Linked DNA regions of Homo sapiens: region 1 is linked to region 2. A link is an interaction called in ENCODE POLR2A ChIA-PET data of the cell type or tissue named here. Cell type or tissue: Panc1. All regions are shown on one strand. Each heading gives the region's core, and the rest is flanking DNA. Links, peaks and the distances in the headings are about the cores only.

Region 1 (4,400 bases), core at 232-4,231, 49 kb before region 2:
AAGTATTTTTTGAAGAAATGAACGACATCTCTTAAAGACACAGAACACCGAAGCAACAGAAGCTCTTTCCTTAACCAGTTGCTTCCATCGGCTCCACCTATAATGAGAAATGCTTAGAGCTGATGCTGCAGTTTGGACAGGTGAATGATGAAGATTGTGGATGGGCCTTATTTCCAATTGCTAATAGTAAAAGTAAATACAAGAATATTTAGCACCCAACAAAGTAAAGTTTCCAACAAAGATTAACAGACCTATGCAAAAGCAGGAAAACATAATTATTAATAGAGTAAATAATCAATTAATTGAAACCAACCCAGAACTGACATATATTAGAATTGGCAAAGATATTAAAACGGTTATTATAATCATGTTCTAAATGTTCCAAAATTAATTTTAAAAATCAATGAAACGTATAAAAAAGTCCAGATTGAACTTCTACAGACAAAAAGTATAGTTTTGCTAACTATAATGTAATGACACATGAGACATGGCAAGAGAAAAGATTAGTTAATTGATGATGTAGCAATATAAATTGTTCAGATGATAGGCACAGAGAAAACAGAAACAAAAGAAATTGAAAAGAGTATCACTGGGCTTTGGGACCACTTCAAGTGGCCTAAGATATGTATACTTGGAGTCTAGACAGAAAAATATTTGAGGAAAAAATGGTTAAAACGTTTCCAAATTTGGTGAGAGCTATAAATCCACAGATCTAAGGAACTCAATCAACACTAGCCACAAGAAATATAAAGAAAACCACACCAGGGCATACTGTAATCAAAATGCTCAAGCCAGTGCTAAAGAAAATGTCTTAAGAGCAGCCAGCGAAACAGACACATTACATACAGAGGAACACAGATAAGGATAATATCAGAATTCTCACTGAAAAAATGCAAGCAAGAAGATAGCAAAGGAACACTTTAAAGTACTGAAAGAAAACAATAGTCAATCTAGAATTCTACACCTAGCCAAAAAAAACATATTTTAGAAGTCAAGGTGAAATAAAGATGTTTTCAGACATACAGAAGCTGAAAGACTTCCTTACCAGAAGAAATGTTCGCCAAAGTCCTTCAGACAGAAGGAAAATGGCACCAGATCAAAACAGGGACCTGCAAAACGAAGCACAGAGCACTGGAAATGGTAGCTACATGGGCAAATGGATGAGATCTTTTCATTATTTAAGTTTGCATAAAAGATAATTGACAATCTAAATGAAAATAATTCCACTATATTTTGGATTTATAATATATGTAAAACAATGGCAAAATAAAAGCCAGGAGAGAAGTAATGGAAGTAAATTGTTGTTAGGTTCTTATACCACACATGAAGTGATATAATATCACTCGAAGGTAAACTATGATAAGTTAAGATGCATGCTACGAATCCTAAAGCAACCACTAAAATAACAAAGCAGTTAGAACTAGTAAACCAAAAACAAAGATAAAAATGAAACATAAATAATAATCTAAAAAAGACAGAAAAAGAAGGAAAGTGAAGAAAGATCAGTAGGAAACAAATAGCAAGATGATAGATGTAAATCTAACCAAATTAATTACATTAAAAGTAAGTCTCTATGTAGCCCTATTAAAAGGCAGATATTGTCAGACTAGAAAAGAGAACAAGGCAAAACTATATGCAGGCTATAAGAACTATACTTTAAAATCAAGACAAAAGTGGGTTAAAAGTAAAAAGATAGAAAAAGATGTGCCATGCTAACATTAGCCAAAAAAGCTAGAATTACTATTTTAATAATAGACAAAGTAGATTTTAAAGCTAAGACTATTTCCAGGTAGAATTAAGGTCATTTTGTAATGATAGAGGGGTTGATCAGTCAGGAGGACTTAATCTTAAAGGTGTACCCCCTTAAGAAATACATGAAGCAAAACTACATGAAGCAAAAAAAAAAAATGAAACTGAGATGAAAAACAGGGAAATTTGTAATTACAGTTGGAGATTTCAAAAACCTTCTCTTCATAATTGGCAAAAAAAAAATCGGATAGCATCAAAAATATAGAATATTTCAGCAACACTATCAACCAACCTGAGCTAATCTAAATTAACAAGTCATTCCATCCAACAATAGCAGAATACACATTCTTCTCAAGTATTAGTTTGGTGCAAAAGTAATTGTGGTTATTGCCATTGAGAGTAATGGCATGGGCTGGGTGCAGTGGCTCATGCCTGTAATCCCAACACTTTGGGAGGCCAAGGTGGGTGAATCACCTGAGGGCAGGAGTTTGAGATCAGCCTGGCCAACACGGAGAAGCCCCGTCTCTACTAAAAATACAAAATTAGCCAGGCGTGGTGGCACACACCTGTAATCCCAGCTACTTGGGAGGTTGAGGCAGGAGATTGCTTGAACCCAGGAAGCAGAGGTTGCAGTGAGCCAAGATCACGCCATTGCACTCCAGCCTGGGCAACGAGAGCAAAACTCCATCCCTGCCAAAAAAAAGAAAGTAATAGCAAAACCTCAATTACTTTTGCACCAACCTGATACATACAGCACATTTACCAAGATAAGCCATATTTTGGGCCACAATACAGATCTTAATGCATTTCAAGTTAAACAAAGTGTGTTCTCTCACCCCCATGCAATTAAATTAAAAATCAGTAATAAAAGATATCTGGAAAATTTTCAAACATTTAAAAACTAAATGACACATGGGTCAAAGAGGAAATTAAAAGGGGAATTACAAAATGTGTTGAATTACAAAGTAAGTTATAATGGAAACACAGCATGTCTGAATTTGCACAGTGCTGCCACAGCGGAACTTAAGGCATAGGCATATGGCCCATACATAGGTATATGGCCCTCTGTTAAAGCCTTTCTTCACAAAGCAGCTGCATCCAGCTTCCGTCAGCATTGAAGACTAAACTCACAATCAAGAAAGCCTCATCCCTGACATGGGACACACCTAAATCCTGTGTGTGCTCATTCTTCCCTGGGACACACCTAAATCCTGTGTGTGCTCATTCTTCCCTGGGACACACCTAAATCTTATGTGTGCTCATTCTTCCCTGGGACACACCTAAATCTTATGTGTGCTCATTCTTCCCTGGGACACACCTAAATCCTGTGTGTGCTCATTCTTCCCTGGGACACACCTAAATCTTATGTGTGCTCATTCTTCCCTGGGACACACCTAAATCCTGTGTGTGCTCATTCTTCCCTGGGACACACCTAAATCCTGTGTGTGCTCATTCTTCCCTGGGACACACCTAAATCCTGTGTGTGCTCATTCTTCCCTGGGACACACCTAAATCCTGTGTGTGCTCATTCTTCCCTGGGACACACCTAAATCCTGTGTGTGCTCATTCTTCCCTGGGACACACCTAAATCCTGTGTGTGCTCATTCTTCCCTGGGACACACCTAAATCCTGTGTGTGCTCATTCTTCCCTGGGACACACCTAAATCCTGTGTGTGCTCATTCTTCCCTGGGACACACCTAAATCCTGTGTGTGCTCATTCTTCCCTGGGACACACCTAAATCCTGTGTGTGCTCATTCTTCCCTTTTGTACGTGTCAGTGATTAGTCCTTTTTAAAAACTTTTTATTTCCATGAATCTATCTGGGGGGAGAAAAAAAGAAAATTTGTTTGTTATAGGAAGATGTTTATAAGGGAAGGAGTAGAAAGAAAAATTCAAAGGACTTGGTGGGTGAGGGTTAATCAGGTGGGGATTGTGCCAATTGAAGGCGCTAAGTATTCAATCACCATCCCTGCGGAGCTTGGGAGCCTGGCAGACACCAGGTGTGATGCTGAGGGCACGGGTGAGCAAGTCAGGAGCCTGGGCTCCCATCTGGTCCTTGAGGGTAGCTTCGTATCTGCACTTAACAAGGCACGTCATCTCCCACCTTGCTCACAGCACAAAGAGGACAGATGCATTAGACCAGAGACACCTTAGACCGGTGTTTTTCAAACTACATCCATTAAAGCATTTGTCTCCTAACTGTTTAAATTGTACGTCCCTACAGTAAAAGTTTTCAGAAGCTACTCCCAGGAGATGTATATTTTTGTGTTTATAAATGACATATAGTCATTCGCTGCATGACATTTTGGTCAGGGAGGGATGGGGGTCCCATAAGATTATAATGGAGCTGAAAAGTTCCTATCGCCTAGCCACAGCCATCGTAACATTGCAGCTCAGTGCATCACTCACATGGTTGGGCTAATGATGGTGTAAACAAACCCACTGCCCTGCCAGTCACGTAACAGTATAGCACATACAATCGTGTACACTATATCATACTAGATAATGATAATAAACAACTATATTTCTGGTTTACATATTTGCTATACTATATGTTTTATCATTACTTGACGTATACTTCTGCTTATTAAAAAAAAAAGTTAACTGTAAAACAGCCTCAGGCAGGTCCTTCAGGAGGGGTTCCAGAAGA
Region 2 (4,400 bases), core at 178-4,177:
TAATGCAATGATCACAGATACTGACTTCATGTTATGACCTGATTGAAACCCAGACCCAAACCTGTCCTGGAGCATGTGATAAACCAGATGAGCCTGGAGTTCAGTTGTCACCACCTTCTCAAACACAGGCATCTTAATTAAAAAATTATAAGCTATACTTTTGCCAAGGATTCAGATGAAACATCAAAAGGGTAGAAAAGGGTGTCTTTCTTTCAGTTAAAGGACAGGCCCAAGATTGGGGGATAAGAGTGGAAAATCAGGTAGGTGAGAATCCAGAGACAGACCAAAACTGAAGCTCATCCCTAGTGAGGGGACCTTTCCCATTTTGGAGACAGATTGTGCTGTACTGATGACCATGTGCATAAACAAGCCTCTTCTCTCCACTCTTCAACCTTGTCTTTAAAAACAGGCCTGTCCCAGCATGTGGGGAAAACATACAAAGCATGTTGAACTCAGATATGAATCTGAATGCTGTGGAAAACAGCCAAAAAAGTGGCATCTTCTCCACCACTGACGATCCTTTGCATCCCTCTCCTCCTTGCAGGTAAATGAGAGCTGGAACTCAGCCTTGGCTCACAGCAGAAAACAATTCTAACCCAGGGCGCATCCACATTCGTGGGGAAATGTTCAAGTGCTTGATCATAGATGCAGGAAAAAAAAGTCTGATTTGTTGGCATCAGACCTAGTCTTTAGATGGGAAAACTAATAAACATCAACCTTGAAGACAAGAGACAAACATTTCTTCTCCAGAAATATACTGACAGTGACCTTATAGTCTTCAAACATTTGGGCCTTTAAAATAAACAGACTTTTGTAAAATATCTAATTAACAGCTAAAAGTTGTAAGTGAAGGCTGGAATATTGAGAAGATAAATAATTGGATTTCATTTATCTTCAATGCTCTAAATTTTTGCTTCTTCCACCTTTGCCTATAGGATGAACACATCCTGAGAATGCAGGCCCAGGCAGAACCAGGGACAACACAACTAGCAGACGAAGTTGAATAATGACTCTCACCCAGACCTCCCTTCACTTTGGTGCCCAGAATTTGGTCTTGTAAAAGATTCAGACATCCATGCTTCTCTAATTAGAATAGGCTTTACTTCTATAGATAAGCACAGGTAAACCAGGAGATTAGAATCTATACAATATACCTAGAACATCTTTTTAGAGCAAGTTTCACTTGAAGATTTAGGGGAAGGGGTGTTAAGAAATGTTCTTTCACTTTAAGAGCAAGTCCAGTGTTTTTAATATTGAAGTATGGATGACTTACAGGACTATGCCTAATTTGCAGGAAATTTGAATATAAAACACAAGACTTTTTGGTATTTTACTTTATGATGGGCTTTTGGGGTCCTCATCTGTAATCTTTCTGCAATACCAGCACAACCTTTCCATTTCAGTCGAGAAGTCTGGTCCACGATGTCCTAGGTAGACCGTGAAGCTCTGAAGAACATGTGCCTTGCACTTGCTCCTGGTTCAATTTGTCCATTGCTCATCATAAATCTCAGAGACACCGGAGAGAACCAAGCATCACCAACAGTGACTGATATGGTTTGGCTGTGTCCCCACCCAAATCTCATCTTGAATTGTAATCCCCATAATCCCCCCGAGTCGTGGGAGAGACCTGCTGGGAGGTAATTGAATCATGGGGGTGGTTTCCCCTATGCTGTTCTCGTGATAGTGACAGAGTTCTCACAAGACCTGATGGTTTTATAAGCGTCTGGCATTTCCCCTGCTGGCACTCTTTCTCTCCTGCTGCTCTGTGAAGAGGTGCCTCCTATCATGATTGTAAGTTTCCTGAGGCCTCTCTACTCAGGCATAACTGTGTCAATTAACCTCTTTTCTTTATAAATTACCAGACTTGGGTATTTCTTCATAGCAGCATGAGAACATATGAATACAATGACCAGTTATGGATGAGAAGTGCCCAACTGCACAATCTTATCGATTTCATACCACCAGGTCTCACAGAAATGGTACGGAGATGTCTCAAGCAAGATCAAATCAGAAAAATCATGACTCCATGAGGAGCCAGGCACAGTGACTCCCACCTGCAATCCCAGCTACTCAGGAGGCTGAGGCAGGAGAATCACTTGATCCCTAGGATTTGAAGCTGCAGTGAGTTATGATCATACCACTGCACTCCAACCTGGGTGATAGAGGGAGACTCTATCTCTTAAAAAATATATATCCATAAGGGTAGAGGTCTTTATTTTGTTCATGAACTTATCCACCAAGCACATAAAACAGTTCATGCTCTGTAAACATATGTCGAAAATTAATTCTATATGCTACTTCCCCAAACATTATTTTCTAATTATCTTCCCAAATGGCTAGTTAGATGAAAATCAGTTGTCTCTTGTACCATTCTACATTCAGAAGGAATGAAAGGTATGCTATAAGGAAAGGGGAGTGTGAGTAACTAATTTGAAGGAAAAAAGTAACCAAGGTTTTCAGTGTTTGTGGATGGATATATAGACATCTGTCCCTCTTTGAGTCATTGGGAATTTGACATCGTTTCCCAGAGCCAATAACTGTTTGTCCTGTTGGGAAGCCTCTGTCTTGCACCATCAGCCACATAGCAATCTCCTCTGCTCAGCAGTCACGCTCCCTTTCATCCACTCCTGATGAGGTCATTTCCTGCCTGGCTGAACCAGGGGCTTAGTTGAGAGTGAGCTGGCCAAGATTCAATCAGGGTAAGCCTGAAGCTGTGTGCTTGAACTGGGGAAACGCTTCAGGAGTCACAGGAGCGATCTCTTCCATGTGCGGATGGGATGCATTTAACCCTTGCCATTGACAGTGACAGCTTTAGGTCAGGATGGAAGCAAGGCTTGAGGACACAACTGTGGGCTAGAAACCAGAACACCTGGGTGCCAGTGCTGGCTTCCACGATAAATACCTGGGGCTGTTAGGAGGATCAAAGCTTTGGGCAGGAGGCAGGTGTGGGGATTCTGAGGGAAGTTTTATTTTCCTCATGTGGACAATGATGGGGTTGGAATTTATTATCTCCAAGGTCCTTTCAGCTCTAATTTAATGTTGCTCCAGGCATCTCTGAGGATTTCTGAGATAGCCTGGATACCATCTGTGCTGGTGTGGAGGTCGCTACCTCCCGTTCCAAATGCTGGCCAAGGTGACTCTCAGGTGGATTAACCAAAACCACAATTGGGGAAGAAGCTGAGGCTGAGTGCTGATGGCAGATGCCAAGAAAGTGCGACACAACCTGTCCACAACACTCTTGAAGATGCTCAGCCCGGCCATGCCTGCCAGTGTCCAGAGACACTGAGAGGGCCTGGGTGCCAGGCTGCCATGTAGGGCCGGGGAGGAGCCTACACAGGACGGTGCATCGGCAAGGAATGAGAAGTCAGAAAACTCTCCAAAGACACCTCAAAGGATTCTGGTCGGCCAACCAAGCACCAAGTGGTTTGTTTATGGGGCAGGAGAATACGTATAAGTGGATGAGGCGGGGCCTTGGGAGAAATCCACTCTGAAGTGAGCCCAGATTATAGACCATCTGGAAGAGCAGCTAAGAGCACTCTGATGAACGAAGAAAGAGAAGGCATGCCGCTAAGACACCAGCACATGTTAGAAAGGTGCAGAGGTCAGGATGGCGTGATCCTGGAGTAAGAATAAATAACCAATCAATTGAACAGAATAAAGTAGAAGATCAGACCCATATTTCTATACACATTTCTATACAAATGTGTACAAATGTATACATTTCTAAACAAATGTGTTTCTATACAAATGATAGCTACACATATAATAAAAGTTTGATTTTAACATTAGAAAGGAAAATAGATTCTTTAGTATAGGGCTCTATTCCTAACTCACATCATATACCAAAATAAATTTCAAATAGATTACAGAGTGGCATACTGAAAATTACCAATGAAAGAATTGAAAGCAATATAACTAAATACCTATCCAATCCCTGTCAAGGGAGTGTTTCTAAGCATATGCACAAAAGAAGATATAATAAAGGAAAGGACACTATGTAGAACTGTAAGAAAATTAGAAATTCTCTCTAAAACTTAAAATGTAATAATAATAAAATTTTAAAAAAAGAAATTCTCTCTATAGAAAGGAGCACTAACTAAATTAAAAGATGAACAATAAACCAGGAGGAGAGAAGTTAGAACAATTTGACAGGCAAGTGATTAAAATTCTACATACGGGGCTTCTAACAAGTCTGTCTGCCTATCACTAGCTATGTGACTTTGGGGGGTCATTTAATTTCAGACTTCTATTATATTAATAGGGATAATAATCAAATATATTTCAGAGGATTGCAAGGATTATAAAAGAAAATACATGAAAATTAGCATAGTAAAGGCTTACTAAATTGTGGCTGCCATTATTATCAAAAGTATTATTATATCATTATTCATTAGTATAAT

The links. Peaks named below come from ENCODE experiments on the same cell type or tissue, not always from the same donor. Only the 100,000 strongest peaks of a DNase experiment are listed, where the experiment ranks them.
Region 1: POLR2A ChIA-PET joins it to region 2 with 5 read pairs; 3 of 35 experiments call an interaction of 5 or more read pairs at or near these places.

The regions. Positions count from the first base shown.
Region 1 is chr6:1,138,834-1,143,233 of GRCh38, forward strand. No RefSeq gene overlaps it. Among named protein-coding and RNA genes, the nearest start is that of LINC01622, 40 kb to the left of the region's middle. In Panc1, for the core only: no CTCF peak of the experiment used is centred there; no DNase peak of the experiment used is centred there.
Region 2 is chr6:1,187,949-1,192,348 of GRCh38, forward strand. No RefSeq gene overlaps it. Among named protein-coding and RNA genes, the nearest start is that of LINC01622, 89 kb to the left of the region's middle. In Panc1, for the core only: no CTCF peak of the experiment used is centred there; a DNase peak (open chromatin) is centred at 2,613.